Regions from separate parts of the Homo sapiens genome. Here regions 2 and 3 are each linked to region 1. A link is a loop called in an ENCODE intact Hi-C map of the cell type or tissue named here. Cell type or tissue: prostate gland. All regions are shown on one strand. Links, peaks and the distances in the headings refer to the core of each region. The heading gives the core; the rest is flanking DNA. Region 1 overlaps MRPS27 (mitochondrial ribosomal protein S27). Region 2 has its middle 150 kb from the start of MAP1B. Region 3 overlaps MAP1B (microtubule associated protein 1B).

The links. A loop is a pair of places that touch in the nucleus more often than their neighbours do. Peaks named below come from ENCODE experiments on the same cell type or tissue, not always from the same donor. Only the 100,000 strongest peaks of a DNase experiment are listed, where the experiment ranks them.
Region 2: it touches region 1 in a loop (2.5-fold over the local background); 2 of 110 quality-filtered maps call a loop at or near these places.
Region 3: a loop joins it to region 1, with 3 times the contacts of the local background. A loop is called at or near these places in 7 of 110 quality-filtered maps.

What each region holds. Positions count from the first base shown.
Region 1 is chr5:72,304,725-72,312,877 of GRCh38, reverse strand. All of the region lies in intron 2 of MRPS27 (mitochondrial ribosomal protein S27), which reads left to right. Among named protein-coding and RNA genes, the nearest start is that of MRPS27, 11 kb to the left of the region's middle. RefSeq lists enhancers at 371-871, 4,517-4,766 and a silencer at 4,177-4,466. In prostate gland, for the core only: a CTCF peak has its summit at 4,291 (motif pointing right); a DNase peak (open chromatin) is centred at 4,417; H3K4me3 peaks cover 1,163 bases; H3K27ac peaks cover 1,201 bases.
Region 2 is chr5:71,953,314-71,961,466 of GRCh38, reverse strand. No RefSeq gene overlaps it. Among named protein-coding and RNA genes, the nearest start is that of MAP1B, 150 kb to the left of the region's middle. In prostate gland, for the core only: no CTCF peak of the experiment used is centred there; a DNase peak (open chromatin) is centred at 3,826.
Region 3 is chr5:72,208,420-72,210,919 of GRCh38, reverse strand. MAP1B (microtubule associated protein 1B) reads right to left here. Exons shown (of 7, transcript NM_005909.5): 7 at 1,355-2,500. Among named protein-coding and RNA genes, the nearest start is that of MIR4803, 40 kb to the right of the region's middle. In prostate gland, for the core only: a CTCF peak has its summit at 1,218; a DNase peak (open chromatin) is centred at 1,219; H3K27ac peaks cover 603 bases.

The DNA.
Region 1 (8,153 bases), core at 3,071-5,570:
GGGAGGCTGAGGCTGGTGGATCATGAGGTCAGGAGTTTGAGACCAACCTGGCCAAGATGATGAAACCCCGTCTGTTAAAAAATACAAAAATTAGCCGGGCGCAGTGGCAGGCATCTGTAATCCCAGCTACTCCGGAGGCTGAGGCAGGAGAATCGCTTGAACCCGGGAGGCAGAGGTTGCAGTGAGCCGAGATCTTGCCACTACACTCTAGCCTGGGCAACAGAGCAAGACTCCATCTCAAAAAAAAAAAAAAAAATCAGTATGATTCCTTCGCCACGATACAGAGGAGAAACAAAGGGGAAGTAACTTAAACAATATGTATTTCAATTTGTAAACAAATGTCCAGGCAAAACTACAGTAAGAAACAATGAAGCAGGTAAATATTGCATATAAATGTGGAATAATTATAGACATGGAAGAAGTGTAGATGGGTAGAGATGCGGTATACTGGCAAATTCAAATACCAGGAGTGGCGCTATCATAATGACATAATTTTATTTATAGAATGAACAACTCTTGGTAAAGTTCTGATTGATTCAAAGGTATGTCTTCCCTCAATATAGAGTTGCAAAATTCACCTTATTTTCCATTAAAAAAACTTTGCTTATATGAAAAATGGAGTTAGTTCCATTAATGATAAACAGGTTGTTTTTGATGGTATAATTATGTCACAAATGACATGGCAAATTTTTTTAATCTTTTAATTTGGAAATAATTTTGTTGTTGTTATTGTCATTGTTGTTGAGACAGAGTCTGTACTATCTATCGCCCAGGCTGGAATGCAGTGGCGTCATCTCGGCTCACTGCAACCTCCGCCTCCTGGGTTCAAGCGATTCTCCTGCCTCCACCTCCTGAGTAGCTGGGGTTACAGCCGCACGCCACCACGCCCAGCTAATGTTTGCATTTTTAATAGAGACAGGGTTTTGCCTATTGGCCAGGCTGGTCTTGAACTCCTGGTGTCAGGTGATCTGCCCACCTCAGCCTCCCAAAGTGCTGGGATTACAGGCTTGAGCCACCGCGCCCAGCGGGAAATAATTTTAAACTTATAAAAACTGCAAAGAACTCCTCTATATCTGTCTTAGTTTGTTTTCTGTTGTTTATAACAATACCTGAAACTGGATCATTTATCAAGAAAACGAATTTATTTCTTACAGTTAGAGAGTCTGAGAAGGCCAGCGTTGAGGGGTGGCATCTGGTGAGAGCCTTCCTGCTGGTGAGGACTATTCAGAGTCCTGAGGTGGCTCAGAGCATCACATGGCGAGGGGGCTGAGCATGCTAGCTCAGGTCTCTCTTCCTCTTATGAAGCCACCAGTCCCACTTCCGTGATAACCCATCAATCCATTAACCCATTAGTCCATGAATGGATTAATTCATTCATCAGAGGAGAGCCCTTATGATCCACTGGCCTCTCAAAACTGTTACACTGGGGATTAAATTTCAACATGAGTTTCAGAGGAGACAAATATTTAAACCACAGCGCTACTTTTACTCATGTTCACCTGTCGTTACCATTTTGATTCATTTGTTTTTGCTTTCTCTCTCCTCCTTCCCCCTGTATACACACTTTCTTTAATCATTTGGGAGTTTGTTTCATATATTATAGCTCTTTATCCTGAATACTTCAATGTACATTACCTGAGATAAGGACATTCTATTGTATAATCATAGCACAGTTACCAACTTCGGAAATTTTGACATTAATATAATACTTTACTATTCATATCCCAGTTTTGGGAATTGACCCAATAATAGGGTCTCTCATAGCATTTTTCCTCTTCCAGTACAGGATGCTGTCTAGAATCATAGTTCCTTATCCTTTCTTTGTTTCTTATGACATTGTCCTATATATTTTTAAAGAACCCAATCTCTTTTTTTAAATAGAATATTCCTCTTTCTTGGATTTTTCTGCTATTTTCTCATTGTTATGCTTCCCCAGCCAGAATACTCTCAGTGATGTTGTGCCCCTGCCAGGGTATCACATGTGGACATACCTGATATCATATGCCTTCACTGGTGATGTCAGTTTTGATCACCTAGTCAACTGTGTCTGATTTCTCCACTGCAGAGTTACTGTTTTTCTCCCTTCTGATTAATAGGCTATTCTCGGAGAGAGACTTTAATGTAATGCAAATATGTTGTTTATCAAAAGTTTGCTCTTAGATTTGGCATCCATTCATGGCTTTAGCCTGAATCAATCTTTACTATAATGGTTGCAAAGTAATGATTTTCCAACTCTGAAAATTTCTCCAGATTTACTAGCTAACACTCAGTATTCTACTATAAGCAAGAACTCTTCCTTTTCTCTCATTTCTTTCTCATTTATCTGTTTATTATCATGCATTATGTTTAAATCATCAATTTGTGAATTTTTTAAATGATTCATTACCCTTCTCAATTATTTTGGTGGTCTAAATATCCCAGACTTGGCTGATAGAAGCCCTTTCAAGCTGGCTTCCATTTTCCCCCACCCCCCTCTTTTTTGATAACTTACTTTCTCTCATATAACAAGGTGTTTCAGGCTCACTGTGTACCCTTCCTGGCCTAGCCCTGGAATCAACCATTTCTCCAAGGAGCTCTGGTTACTTTTGGTGAGGAATGGCATTAGAAACCAAGATCTAGGTGCTAGGTGTCCTTTTGCTACTGTGAAATTTTTGCTTCTTGGCCCATTCAGTGAACAGTTCTGGAAAAAAAATGAATGCACATACACATAAACATACATGTACACATATGCATATACATATACTATATATATTTTGCAGATAATGAGTTCACACCAATCCCAAGTTCATCCCTATGGGATTCTTCTTGCCTTGCTCCAGTCCATATTTGTATCTCCCGTCTTCCATACTGACAGCCCTGGCTCCCACTAGAGACAGTGTTTTGATGTACGGGACAGTCTCAGCATTGCAGGTCATCTGAATTCCCTGTTTTCTGTCCATTAAGTGCCAGTAATGCCTTTCAGTCATTGTGACAATCAAGACCAACTTCCACATATCCTAAAATGCTCTGTAGGGCCAATACTATACTGTTCTAGTGATCAGACCAGTATGGACTCATAGTTATACAGCAAGGCGTGTTCGGATGTGCCATATGTGAATTATAAGCAAAGTGCAGTGAAGTACAGATAAGGGAATGACGAATTCCAGGAAAGCTTATTAACACTTTCCTAGGTATGTAGGGAAGATTAGGAAATGAGGCCACTAGGTTTGGTGTCTTGGTGTTGGGTATAGTCAGTCACACAAATCCAGGGAACATTGTCATGGATACCTGAGTAAGCAGTAACTGTTTGCCAAATAATGAGTATAATAATCTGCAGCGGGGCAGCACGCAGTGGCACACGCCTATAATCCCAGCACTTTGGGAGGCTGAGGTAGGCAGATCAAGTCAGGAGTTCAAGACCAGCCTGGACAACATGGTGAAACCCCGCCTCTACTAAAATTACAAAATAGCCGGGCGTGGTGGCGCACACCTGTAATCCCAGCTACAATGGAGGCTGAAGCAGGAGAATCGCTCGAACCCGGGAGGCAGAGGTTGCAGTGAGCCAGAGATCACGCCGCTGCACTACAGCCTGGGCGACAGAGCTGACTCTGTCTCAAAAAAAAAAAAGTCTGCAATGAGTAAATATCACATAGAGACATTTGTTCCCTTTCCTCAGTTAAGACTAGTTTTCTTGGAAAAGCAGTACTAGCCACCATTTACTGAATTTTTCCTGCCACCGAGACAGCTGTCCCCTCTGCCTAGAATATCTTTGTATATCCTGAATCTCTCCAGTCAGAATCGATGTTTCCTGCCCTATATTCTTTCAGCACTTTGTGCCTTCCTTGTGTATGATGTGCTGAAGTCTGCACTTGGGAGGCCGACTTCTGGGTGTCAGTCCCAGTTCTGCGGCTTTCAGCTGTCACACTCGGTTTCTGTGCCTATAAATTAGAGATGATGGTAATGCCTGCCTCTCCGTCTGACATGCAGGTGCTTCAGAAATATGTGCACTGAGGAGTCCCTAAGCCCCTTGTTTTTAGCCCTCTATAAAACGTGTGAGGTGAAATAATGTTTTGGAACTCACACTGCTTGGAACAAAGAAAGCTTTTGAGACTTTTTCCTACTGTGTACTGGAAGGTAATTATTGCCGCTTTTTTCAAAATGGACATTGTTTTCGGTTTTACTCGACGACACTACTTGTTTTCCCTCATTTTTATTTGAGCGTTTGGGTTGAGCTACTGGCACTTAGCAGGGAGGCCGCATGGTAGGGAGAGCGCCCGTGGCTCCAGCTCTGGAGATGGGACAGTAGGTGGCAGTGTGGCCCCTGCGGGAATCCGCCGCCCCGCGGGTGGAACGCGGCGAGTGGGCGCGGGGCTGTCGGGTAGCGTGCGCGCGCAGGGCCGCGCCCAGCATGTGGAGCGCTGTGATTGGGCGCCGCCAGCCGGAGGGCCGTGAGGTGCTCAAAGCGGGCTCGCTGATTGGGGGACGGAGGAGGGCCGATATGAGGCTTTCGCCGCTCCCATCCCCATTGGAGATCGAGGCAGCAAGGGACACTGCGGCGTGTGGGTGTGGGCTTCATGTGCCAGAGCGCCGTCTCCCCTGAGCCGTGCCCTGCCGGGGAGTACGGCGAGAGAGAGGTTCTGGCCTCTCGGAGTGGGCTTGCGGTTCCGGTGCCCCCTCTCTTCGTCCTCGTGGCTGATTGTGCCAGAGAGCTCCTCGGGGAGGGCCCTAGCGTGAGGGCAGTTTCCCAGCGCCGGGGCCGCGGTGGACGCCAATGCAGCTGTCTAGGACCTGCGCCCGCGGTGCGTCCAGAGGGCCCCGGCGCGAACGTCAGAACGCCGCCCCGTTCCGCGCTCTCAGCAGCCAGCCAGGGCCGCTGCCAGTTCCACCGTGGAGAGGAGGAAACCGGGCGAGAGCCTCACTTTCCTTTCCGCCCAAAAAGCTTTCTCAGTGATTGCTGTAGTACCTGAGATTCTACCATAGGATCTTCCGCCTACATTAAAGTAGTCGATTTCTTCTTTAAAATACTTTTTTATTGGAGTATAATATACATACTGAAAAGTGTGCAAGTCGTAATATAGACATTGATGAATTACCACAAAGCGAGTAAACCTGTGTAGGAAGCAAGAGCATTCCTACCGCTCCAGAAGCCCTTATTGCGGCCCCCACTTAGTCTCTCCAAAGGTAACCGGTATCCTGACTTCTAACGCCACAGATTTTTTTTTTTTAGTGTTTTAACATTTGAAGGTGTAGACACCTTGGTATAAGGAGCCCCCTTTACCCATCACCTGGCTTCAACAATTATCAGCTCTTAGTCTTTATTTTATCTTTATTACTGTTTCCCCATCCCGATGCTTTGGATAATTTTGAAGGAGATCCCAGGCAGTAAGTCATTTCATCCGTAAATATTTTGATACAGATCTCCAAAAGACAAGGGTGCTTTTCAATACCATTATCACACCTAAAATATTAATAGGGTTGTAAATATCACGAAATATCCAGTTAGTGTTCAGATATCCCTGATACTCTCTTTCTTATTTTATTTTATTTTCTTAGAGCCTTGCTCTTGTCGCCCAGGTTGGAGTGCAATGGCACGATCTCAGCTCGCTTAAACCTCCTCCTCCCAGGTTCAAGCGATTCTCCTGCCTCAGCCTCCCGAGAAGCTGGGATTACAGGCGCCCGCCACCATGCCCGGCTAATTTTTGTATTTTTAGCAGAGATGGGGTCTTGCCTTTTTGGTCATGCTGGTCTCGAACTCGTGACCTCGTGATCCGCCCACCTCGGCCTCCCCAAGTGCTGGGATTACAGGCGTGAGCCACCGCTCCTGGCTCAGGTATCCCTGATACTCTCAAATTTTTTTTTTTATGATTTGGTTGAATCAGGATTCAAATAAAGCCTCGTATAATACAATTGGTTGCTATGTGCCCCCGTTAACTCTTTCTGAATCTTTTTAATAGAAACATACAGAAGTAGAGAGAGTAGAATAAACCCCTGTGTACTGTCACCCAGCTCCAGCAATTATCAATTCCCTACCAGTGTTGTTTCATCAACTCCCCACCTGTTCACCAGATTACTTTTTAACAAACTTAATTATCGGGGTTTTTTTATATGTACTTTGATATGTACCTCTAAAAGATAAGGATTTTTAAAAACGTAATTAATCATACTATTCTAAAAAACTAGTACTTCTGTAATATTAAATATTCCATTAATGTTCACATTTTCCCAAATGTCTTATAAATTTCTTTTTAATTTAGTTTGTTGAAATGTGATCTAGATAAGGTCCATACCTTGCAATGTGTTGAGTTGTCTCAACTATCTTAGTTTGTAAGTTTTTTGCAATTTATTTATTGAACAAAACAGGTCTTTTTTGGAGTTTCCCACATTCTAGATTTGCTGATTTCATCCTTATTGTGGTGTTTAGCGTGCTCCTCTGCCTTCCATATGTCTTGTGAAACTGGTAGTTGGAGAAAGGGGCTTGATCAGATTCAGGACTTTTTATTTTGTCTTTTGGTATAAATACTTCATAGTAAGTGTTTACTTGTGTCAGTAAGCACACAGCATTTGATTGCCCCTCTGCGAAGTTAAAGGCCATTCATGATCTTTACTTAGATTTGTTATTTCATTTGAAGCTGCATACTATTGCTGTTTAAATTTTATCATTTCTTTTCATTTATTATCTAGGAAATTTTTATGACAGAACTTCCATTCATCAACAGTTTACTTACCCTGAAATAGTTTGTATATGAGTTAGCTTTCAAAATAACTTGCAAAAATGATGAATGAGGACTTCTTAAAATGTCATTAAGAACTCATAGATTTAAATAATTGAGACATTTTAATCCATTGCTGTTGATACTTTTATTGATAGGGCCATAGTTCAACTGTGCTCTGTAGAGCCCTGGGCTTTCCTACTTCAATCAGATTTCAACTTTTGATTGTTTCTGTACTGGGCTTCCCTTTGGCTAAAATAAACACTGAGTTAAAGCATTGTCTCTGGAATTCCTCCACTAACTTGCTGATTTGTTGGGGAGGTACAGGGTAAAAGTTATCAACATTTACTAGTTAACAGAATAGGATCCACTGTGAACAGGACTCAGGAGAAAACCACTGGGGAACTGGGTAGGGTGTTGGTAGGAGGGCAGGCCTCATGGGGAAGCTCCTTGAGTTCCATGAGAGGAAGTTTTCTTGAGTCTTTCTGACAAGGAGCGAGCACTCAGGTGACTTGAGCTGAATTCAGGATTCATGAGCCCTACTGGATTAAATATTTTATTTGTGATTTTTCACATCACAAAGTATAGGACACATTTTGGTTTGGGTTACTGTTTTGCTTGTTTGTGTTGGTTTCTCTTGGTTTGTTGGTTTGTTTTCTGTTGGTTTGTTTTTGGAGAACCTCCTTTTTGAATCCAAAGAGTATTTCCTTGACACATTTGCATTCAGGTCTGTCTCTTACAGACACTTCTTCCATTTTAGCTGAGATTTAGTTTTGCTGTGTCATTTCAGCTGTAGAGGCCTTTGGCTTTTTGCATGAATATTTCAGATCCTGCTCTTGAGGCCTGATGGAGATTTTCTGAAGTCTGCTTTCTTAACTTTTGTCAGTTCTGTATTTGCATCTCTGTGGCATCTATTCATTTTCCAGTTTCCATATTTGCCAAGTTCTAGAGATGGGTCTGACTTGTGCACATCACCGTTCTTTAGTCTCATTAATATATATGTACACAAAGCTTGATTTCATGTTTTTCCTTTATTGGATTTATTTATGTTAAAGCTTCTGGTGACAGACAAATAGAAGGAAGTCTAAAAATCTATGTCCAAATTGGTTGCTAGGCTAGTTTTCCATACTTCCTTCTGTATATTCAATGCATGATATATGTCATGTGTCCTCGTTTTTCTTTTAAAATGTGGGAAACAAAAACAGTTTCAGCCTGTATTTTTCAAGATCAGTTCTTCTAGGAAGGACAATAATAATCTGTACCTGTTTCTTTATTATATAAATTAGGTAAGGTATGCAGATGACCATAAGCCCAGAAAGAGTTTAGTGTTGCCTGAAAGGTTAACAGTAATGTGCAGTTATGTAGAAAAGAAAAACTGAAACCATTTCTCACCTGAAGCTAGAAGGATTCAATAAAGGATTCATATTTTTCTTCAGTGACCTTCATTATCACAACTTTGCCCCA
Region 2 (8,153 bases), core at 2,737-5,236, 350 kb after region 1:
CACATGTTCCCTAGAAGATAATTGGACAAAGCACTGTGGCATGAGGTAAGAGGTGGAGTATGGAGATCCATTCATCGTGGATTTTATTATGGATTTTATTCAAACCTTTTGTGTATGTCTTTGAGGCTCTTCAGAAATATTAAACTGAAATCTTGCTTTTAAATGTCAATGGTCTTTAAAAAAATGTCAATGGTCTTTATATCACTCTGCAGTTTCATCCGTTCCTTGGCGAGATCTGTAGAGTGGAACAGACTGTACGGCCTTTGTTCGCCTCCAGGCCCTATCCTGTGTTTGCACCTGTAACTCCCTCTGTGTTGCCCCGCCCAAGCCTCAGGAGCTTATGACATAAAGAAGGTGAAGCTTTTGTTGGAGTCAGCCTAACTGAGCTGTGCCATGCTTTGAAACAGGCTGGGCATTATCATGGGACAAGCTCTGCCATTTAAACAACTCCTTCAGACTGCTGCAAAATGTATTGATTTTGCTTAAGACGAACACCAAATATGGATGGTTTATCTCTTTTTCTTTAGGGAGTTGGACTTTTCAGCCACCTTGGGTAGCCCCAAACCTCTACCTTCCCTCTTCAGAAATGGTCTGTGCCCCCATTCTTCCTACCATAACACCTACCAACTCTACCATGGTGGCCTGTCGACAGTCCAGGGGCCACGTTCATCTTGTTCACTGTTGTAATCCAGAATCTGGTACAGAGTTTGGTGCACAAAGATGCTCAATACATATTTGTTGTATAAACAGAGGGGTGAATTAACAATCAAATGATGTCACATCTCCTATGCAACTCCCAACAAACAAAGCCAACACTATGCTTTCTCCAACTCTCCCTCCATGTTGCTAGCAGCTCTATACTATGCTCATATATGATCCACTTGGAGGAGGAGGCTGGAACCTGCCAGACTGCCCACATCAGCTCCTCATCACTTCGGGTTTGGTCTCTGCATTTGCAAAAGCACAGATTCTGTCACTTTTGCCCTGGCCTTTGACCTTTGCATAGTAACTCATGATGATATAAAAACTAAAGCAAGGGCTCGGTAATGTGTAAGCAATATGCTAACCAACTAGTGACTCAACGTTTACTAGACATGTACCTCATGCACTGGTACTGGACATGTGCCTCAGCACTGCTATATAAGCTGTCATGGTTGTTCCTTTTCGTTACCAGTGGTGGCTGCATGAGGATGGTGGTGTGCCCTTGGCTGGCATGAAGTAGGGTGCCCAAGAAGCTTCATATTCTACTCTTTGTTACTTGACTCTATTTACCGCTGGGCTCTAATACTACCATGTACTCCTGAATTTTTATTGCACCTGGATATCACTGCCTATCCTCCAGCATTCATTTTACAGCCAGGATTTCACTTTGAACATGATTTAAATGTGATGGACACCCCCACTGCCATCATGGCAGCATAGTGGCATACACGAACTGCTAATGTCAACAACATCCTTTCTTTTTATGAGTGGCCCCTCAGACACTTGGTCATGACTTGGGGTAGTTCACAGATTATTTTGTCAGCCAAACAGTTTTCGGTTGGATACTTTGTGTTTAAAATTAATAATTAGTAATGGTTTTTATTTAGCACTGAGAAATATATTTTCACTGGTTATATACAAAACAACCACATAATAATATCAATGATAATAACCACTATTATATAGCACTGACTTTGTGCCAGACATTGCTCCAAGTGTTTTACAACTTAACTCATTTCCTTCTCATTAGAGTCCTATGTGGTAGATATTATTATAATAATTGCCATTTACAAAGGAGCAAACTGAGACACAAAGAGGTAAATAACTTACCAAACACATCTAGTAAGAGGCAGTCAGAATGCAAACCCAGACAATCTTAGTCTGAGTCCAAGCTGTAAAACCCTATACTTCAACACTTACCTAAGACAGTAAGCAATTATTACACTGCCCCATTCTTAAATCTTAATGTCTCTAACCTATATATTCTCCCATTACTCATCTACATCTCTCCGCTTTTTCAAACTTATTGATTAACATTAGTGATCACTAATATTTATGGAGCCCTCACCGTGTGTCAGGCAACGTGGCAAATATTTTACATACAATAGCTCATTTAATTCTCATAATGATTTCTTAAGATATACCAGTTGTATTGTCCCTCATTTTGCAGAAGAGGAAACTGAGGGCTGGCAAGGTGAAGTCACTGGTAAAGTAGCTGAGCTAGGATTCCAGCTCAAGTCTGTGCAGCCCAACCATTACTCTACACTGCCCCTCTTACCTGTGCAGAGCCTCATGAACCACACCTCAGCTCTGATTGCAGGCCACAGCTCCACAATCACCTGCCCTTGATCAACTCACTACTAGTTATCAATTTTTTTTTTTGTAGCCTATTGAGGTCTTTTTCCATTTGGATCTCCAGCTCCCATTCCCATTTATCACATCTAGTCTGGGACCTATTGTGAGGCAGGCCTATTTTTTATTTTTATTTCTTTTGCAATTCCTCCCTGGACAGTACAGGTAAAGTATACCTATCATGTGCTTTTGACTGACAGAGTCACCAGACCTGGTCACTTGGCACAGTCAAAGAAGCCGGCTCTTCAGGAATGCACCTTCACTAGAGCACCGTGGTTCTTTTCTTTTCTTTGTTAGCTTTTCCTCCTTTGGCTCATGGTCAGGCTTTACTGTCTGTCCTTTGCTACCTGCATCGCTCCACCCCACTGGGTCAGTGGGCTGGAGTTAAGAGCACTGGCCATCACCCCAGACCCAAAGACTTTACCAGAAGCACCTAGTGTTCTTCTCTCCACACTCCAGTCAAGCAAAGCAGCCGGAATTGCTCTTCTCCCAGGAGGAAATTCATGGAGGAAATTAGCTCTAGGCTCCAGGTATGCAGAACAGAAGAAAGCCAAGTCCCCGCTAGTAACTACAAAGCCCACCAATATACTCCTCAACCAAATGGTAGTGGGGAGAGCATCCAAACAAGACTTCTCCAGTAGCAGCAGCAGCAGCAGCAGCAGCAGCAGCAGCAGCAGCAGCAGCAGGATTTCCAGACATCTATTATAAAACCAAGTTTCCCTTTAGGAAACTTCATACAGCAGATGCCCCAGACTAGACACATGGCTGAATTTTAAGTACTTCCATGTGAATGAGGTTGATTTCATTCCACTGATGGCACCACAACCATGCATGAAATGAAGCCATACACACACACACACACACACACACACACACACACACACACACACACAGAGTCAGCTCTCCGTATCCATGGATTCAACCAACAGCAGATTGAAAATATTTGGGAGGAAAAAGTTACAGTTGTATTGAATATGTACAGACATTTTTCTTTGTCGTTATTCCTGAATAATACAGCATAACAACTCTGTACACAACATTTACCTTGTATTAGGTATTACAAGTAATCTAGAGATGATTTAAAGTATACAGGAGGATATGCATAGGTTATATGCAAATACTACACCTTTTTTTCCTTTCTTTTTTTTTATTATACTTTAAGTTCTAGGGTACATGTGCACAACGTGCAGGTTTGTTACATATGTATACATGAGCCATGTTGGTGTGCCCATAGCGAGTTAATGCCCATTAACTCATCATTTACATTAGGTATATCTCCTAATGCTATCCTTCCCTGCTCCTCTCACCCCATGACAGGCCCCAGTGTGTGAAGTTTCCCTTCCTGTGTCCAAGTGTTCTCGTTGTTCAATTCCCACCTATGAGTGTGAACATGCAGTGTTTGGTTGCAAATACTACACCATTTTGTTTCAGGAACTTAAGCATCCGTGTATTTTGGCATCCATGGGAGGTCCTGGAACTAATCCCCAGTGGATACCAAGGGATGGCTGTATATGTCAAACTGCTTTTATACTGAACTTTTATTTCAACAGTCAGTAAGCCAAACTGATAACTTGCCAAGTCTCATACCCTTGTGCTTTTGTTTTGAGACACATCATCTCCCTGTAAATCAGCCTTTCAATTGAAGGATGGTTTAGATTCTCCTACACTGTTTATTTAGGGATATGCTTTTGCTATATTTTTATAACACTTTCAATCAGGATATTTTAATTTTTACTGACAAGCCATAAAAATATAATCACACTTCATGTCCTCATCATGTCTATCTGATAAAGATGTTGCTGTAGATTACGTGAGTCGCATTGGCTGATGCTCAGAGCCCTGTGCCTGTCATCAGACTGAGGGCCTGGTCTGTCTGAAGCATTTAGAAAAGGAATCATTACCCCAGAGTTGACCACTTATCTCAGCTTATAAAAATAAATATTTACCCAATAATATGGCAGGTTTATGAGCTGCATTTAATACTGCAATGAAAAAGTCTATCACTGTGTGTGTGTGATTTAGAGAGAGAGAGAGAGAGAGTGTGTGTGTGTGTGTGTGTGTGTGTGTGTGTGTGTGAAGGTTGCCATGGGAGACCTTAGTGCTTCCGAACCTTTATAATTATGAACAATAATTAGATGTAATGCTTTATGGTGGTGAAGCACCTCGTGGGCTCCTGATAATTGTAAAGTGTTTGGCAATTAATTCACACTCCCTGAGATTCAGGTTGGTATAATTAACCCCATGAGGAGAAGCAGCCTCAGAGAAGGGGAGCCACATGGTTGGGAACCATCCTGCTTTGCGTTGGCACAGACAAAGGGAGGCCCTCCCAGTCTTCCGGGCCCTGCACCACCTCCACCCCAAGCCTCTGCATACTCCCCTCCTAGGCCCCAGGCACTTAGCTCAACTGGCTGAGAGTGCGTGCCCTGCCGGGAGGGGCACGCGGGACTGAGCCCAGGCGTCAGGCTTTCAGCTTTGCATTTCTCTGCGCGAGAACCTGCAGCCCTGCAGAGCTGTGCCTCTTGGTGGGGAGAGGAATTCAGAAAGCCACGTGGGGAAATGGAGGTTGGAAATACACTGCTTGGTTGTCATCAGCTAAACTTTCATGAAATTGATACTTTTGTCCTCTCTTCCCAAAGCAGCTGCAATCTGGGGTTAGTCTTCAGTCTGCCAGCTTTTCTGATTATTGTTCCATAACGGGAACAACAAACACACTCTTAGACACCTGTAAGAAAGCTGGGAAGGGGGTGGGTATACTTAATGAAAAGTGTTATTGAAATGATCTATGTCTATAGATAGTGATATATAGAGTAATATATGTTATTGTATTATAATTTATATCTATTTATATAATGTATAATGTTATATGTACACGCATATTTTTTATATATATATATGTATGTATAAAATTGCAAGTCAACTCCTGAAATGAGTGGGTTGTATGCTTGGGCTCTGTCATGTCAATCAAAAACTAGATCTTCATTTTCTCCAAAGAAAAACAAAATTCTTGAAGAAAATTTTATCCAACACCACTTTTTGTTTCAACTTAAATTCTCATGGACTAATTCAAACATTTCATTTTCTTGGTTGCAGGCTATTACGTTCTGAACGCTGACGTATCCCATGAGCGAATGTGTTGGATCACTGCCATTGACAAACTGCAGGCCATTTCTCATGTCCCTGCCCAGATTACCTGCCCCCAGCTCTGAGAGGGCGTGGTGATGAATCACAGCGTGGAGTCCAGACCTGAGGGTGATAGATAGGTACAGACGGTCCTGGGACCACCTTCCTCAGTGCTATGCTGAGCAGAAAGATGGCACGGGTGTTTTCCTATGACACAGCTGTCTGATAAATACCCACCCCCAGCAAAGTTAATACCTGGATACACTGCACCGACAGCCAAGACAGAGAGGGAGGGGCAGGCTACGTAAGCCATGTCTTTCGCTTTACTCCAAGAAAGAATCTGGATAGCACAAGGCCTCCAGCATATTTTGACTGACTGTTTTGTACCAGAAAAGCTAATTTGCTATGATTAGTTGCACTACATTTGTTAGATAGTTACTCTATGTTTATTTGGAAGGCAGATCAGAGTATCTTTTGGTGATTTTTCTTTATGAGCTGAAGAAACTCTCTAAATTTTCTTTTTTTTAAAAAAAAAAGCAACCATGAATAAAACTTCGTGGGTCCTGGGAAATAGAAATGTTTTTGCACCATGAAAAGACAAAAGGGGCCTGCACCATTTACAAGGAGCCCAGCAGAAACGCAGAGGGAGAGGAGGGAGCCGGAGGGCCCAGGGAAGCCAGGTATAGGACTGAGGCCTGGGGGAGACTGAGCCAATGGTGAGAGGGGAGATGCAAGCTGGAGGAGCCTGAGCTAAATGCCCAGATCAGACAGGAAGAAATAGAGAGGTCTTTCAGAAAGTTCTCAGAATGGCAGACAGGAATAAAGGGAGAACTGGAGGCTTCATGGAGTAGCACTGTAGAGAGAGGGAAACCCTGGGGCTGAACACAGAGAAGTATGACTTCAGAAAAGCACGATCCTGGTGAGAAGAGACCCTAATCTCTTGCTCTCATCTTTCTTTCTTTCTTTCTTTCCTTCCTTCCTTTCTCCTTCCTTCTTCTCTACTTTTCTCCCTCCCTCCCTTTCAATCGCACTCATACACACACACACACAAATGTCTAATACATATCTTTCTTTCTTTCATGAAATTCCATGTGCTATGTAATATAGACCCTCTCTGGCCAACTATAAATCATCAGTAAAGTCTACATTTTTCACGAATGCCTGTAGTGTGAGTTTTCTTTTTAAGGGATACAAGAAAATCCTAAATCCTGCTTTGGGAGTGGCATGAGAGAAATCTAGGCATGTACATCCTCTTTTGATTCCTGTAGTCACAAAACAAGGTCAGAGTAATTGATAGGGGAGCAAAAGGAAGATAGAAGTTTGAAACCCTGATTCCACATTCCTTTACACCTGCTTAGCAGCTCTGACCTCTGTCCTTCCCATTCTGCAGTGCAATGCTCCCCCCACCTAACTCCCCACCTCCCCACCTCCCCTCTCCCAAGGGAAGTGAACCCAGGTGGTCATTGTCAGGGCAGTTCCCAGGACTCCGGAAAACCACAGCCTTATCACGTGAGCCTAGGCTGCCTCAGACCCAGGTGAAGTCTGTTTCACCTGGTCGCCACTTATCAGCAAGCTCTCCCATGCTTCTGAGAGGACCTGCTAGGCCTGACCTTTCTAATTCTGCACAAACTCGTTAGGGCTGGGCTCAGGTGGGAGCAGAAAGTAGGAGAGCTGTTCCAGGTGCAAGGCCATCTGGGAACCGAGAACAGAGGACAAGATGCCCTGAAACTCCATCTCAGGGTGTGCAGAGGCAGTTGTCAAAGGAGGCAGCACCTTCTTCATATTCTTAACACATCTTTGCAAGACTCGAGACTTCGCAATTTACTCACGGTGCTGATCAAAAGACGGTTTTTTTTTTAAGAGATTAAAAAAGAAAAGCAAAGAAAAGCCAAGTGTTCATGCATGCAGTCTTCCTAATTAACACGGCAGGCTTTGAGCGAGAGAGAAAGCACATCAGAATTTTTGGAAGCAGCTGTTCTCCCAGCAGTAGTCTCTTCTCAGGGAAGCTACAGGTTGATGCTCTCAGAGGCTGTGAATTCAGAGGCTTCTCACCACTTCAAATGAAGGGCAGGCTGAGGGTTGGGGAAAGTACTCGTTCTTAAAGCCAACCAAATAGGCAGCTGGAGCCACAGAACCTGGAATCCACGTGAGTCAAGAGTCACCCAAAGCCTGCACTGATCGAGGGCCGACTATGTGCCTGACTATGCTAAATTCATGACCTGCCTCTTCTCATTTCATCCTAGCAACAACACCATGTGGTATTATTGGCCCCACCTGACCAATGAGCAAACATCACTGCCCACAACCACCCAGTGCAGAAGCAATGCAGAATGGGATTGAAGACAGGTTTGCCTGAATTAAAGCCCATGCATCATGCTCCCCACCTGTGTGCCAGACTGCCTTCTCCTAGCTTACCCTTCTTTTGCTGTTGGGCTATTTCCAGTGTCTAGCATTGTTGAGATTAAATTAAAGCATAATAATTATGAAAATGAATTTTTGTTATATTGATTCTCCTTCAGGAAGCCATCACTAACCCTAGATCCCTCCTCTGTGCTCATGGCTCACATATTCTTGACCCCTATGGTGGCTCACATCACATTGCTTGTAATTATTTATTCTTACTGGCCTTTCCTGCAACACTGTGAACTCCTTTGGCGAGAGCAGTGTGTGAGTGGGGGGCAACTTTGTATTTATTCCCA
Region 3 (2,500 bases), core at 1-2,500, 99 kb after region 1:
GCTCACATGCTTAACCCTTTAATTTCTGGAGGGATTTCAGAATCCCTCTTAGCAAGCAGTGATTTCTGATAGGACCATTCAATGTAGCCCCATGGTTTGGAGGGGAAATGTTAAGATCAAAAGGAGTGGATATGACACACAGAGGGATATCATAATAACTCAGGACAGGCTGCTGGGGTCTTTTGAGGCTAAAGGACCATCTCTGCAGACAGGCAGGGCCCAGTCTTGGAGGTCTCTATTAAGAACCTTATGGGCATGTTTTTTGTGGCCACATGGTGGGAAACTGAAGTGCCAGGGCCTCCCCCATTTACATGCTGCCATTGTGAGCAGTCTGTGCTCCTTAACATATGCTGATCCTGCTCTCTGCTGAGACCCTGTGTGAGCTCTTGTCTCTGCCTGGAATTTACTTTTGGTCCAACCAATGCACACACACACACACACACACACACACACACACACACACACACACTCCAGAGCTCAGCCGAGACATCATTTGCGGTGCTTTTCCTATGGTCACCTAAGCTCGCTCTTGAATTTTAGGAGCCCCCATCACGATGTGGTATCATTGCCTCTGCTGGTCTGTCTTCCCCCAATCAGTTAGGGCAGCAGTTAGGTTATATCTTGTAATATAACCTACTGCCAGGTACAGGGTAAATGTGTAATAATCATTTGAATGACAGGGAGGAAATCCTCCTCTTGTTAGGTATTCTTTGCTACATATATAATCACTTTTTCCCAACAACTGCTAGTTCCTGGGTGTGAGTCAAATCCACAACATATTATGTTAGATAGAGGATATTCTGTAACAGTGAGCAAGGAACTAAGAAAAAGATAGGTACTGAGCACAATTGCTGAATATGACAGGTTCTGGTCTGGTCTATCTTTTCTTTCTTTTTTTTTTTTTTTTTTTTTAGAGACAGAGTCTCTCTCTGTTGCCCAGGTTGGAGTGCAGTGGCACAATCATGGTTCACTACAGCCTTGAACTTCCGGGCTCAAATGATTCTCCCACCTTGGCCTCCCAAAGTACTGGGATCACAGGCATGTAGCACTGCACCCAGCTATCCTTTTTTTTTTCTTTTTTTTAAGCAATAATTTTAATTGTTCCTTCCCTTCACCTCCCAGTTTCTGTCCTTACACGCTCACATCCTCTAGAGCTTGGCTATAAAAGTTAACGAGGTAGCAGTTGCAAGCATTAGCAAGATGCTTTCGGCAGTTTGCCAAAAGCCAGGGAGCCCATCTTGAAAAGAACGTAGTCACCCCCTGCCGTCATGCCCTGACTGCCCAGCATTCTGCGTGAGTGGCAAAGCCCAACTCAGGAACACAAAGCAAAAGACAGCACAGCACACACATGAACTTTTGCCACTTTTGTATTTTATTGTGGAACTGAGTTTTTTTTTTTCCTTTACATCAAATATCCTCAATGGAAGAGGGGATATTGCACACAAATATCATAAAAGCACTACATATTACTTTCACTGGAAACTAATTTTCTACATTAGATATGACTGGATAGGATAGAAGTGATGCAGGATTATAAGACATAATACCATACACAGCTGCAGACTGACACAAACACCATTCAGAACAAGAGAGAGGAGTGTGAAGTGCTTCTCAGCTGGGCTCAAGACCACTTCTTTCCAGTGCTGGAAAGAGGGGCTGCATGCAGTGTAGGAAAAGCGTGTCTCTGAACTGCCACAGGGTGTTCTCGAAAGGGCAGCCCGGTCTTGATGCCACTTCTCCATGGCTCCTGTTTTGGGGAGCTCCAAACAAGTGCAGAGAAGCTGCCTATTTTTTCCCTTCCTTTTCAGTTTTTGATGCTGCCTTTAAAAATCAACTTCATGAAGTCACAGATTTTTTAACAGTAAATAGTTTTAATACCAGGTGAATAACCTAATTGCTTTCAAAGAAATGCTCATCCCTAGGCTGCTTTTGGTGTATTGTTCAGTTGGTTAAAAGATAAAAGCTTACAGTTCCTTTCAAATGGAAACAGGATCTTTTCTTCTAAATCTGAAGCACAAAAAAAAAAAGTTATTATCCTAACTCACAATATCATTACTGAGCAGGAACCTCCTGTGACAGGTGACTAAAGAGAGGCAAGAAAAGCAAATTCAGAATTGTAGAGCAGCTCCTAAGAGCTGAAATTTGGTAACAGAGGGAAAATGAAAGGTGGTAAGATTTCCATTAGCAAATGATTAAATCTTAATTAAATGAGTATTGGAAAGCTCCTAGACTGCATAAGCTATTGGAGACACTTAAAACATTCATATACACTGGGGAAACCATTCACTATGATATGTAACGTTAAGAAAAAAAATTTTTTTGAACTCCATGGAAAATGGTGTTTAAAGAGGGGAGGAGGGGAAGTTAGTCATTGTATCCAGTCCCACCACAAGACTGAGAAAGCATGCACAGGGCTCAGGGTTTTGAGAAAGGGGACAGAATTGGTTAAAATTGAAAATGGAGGATCATCGCTAACATTTAGTCTCTGTAGAATTTTGTT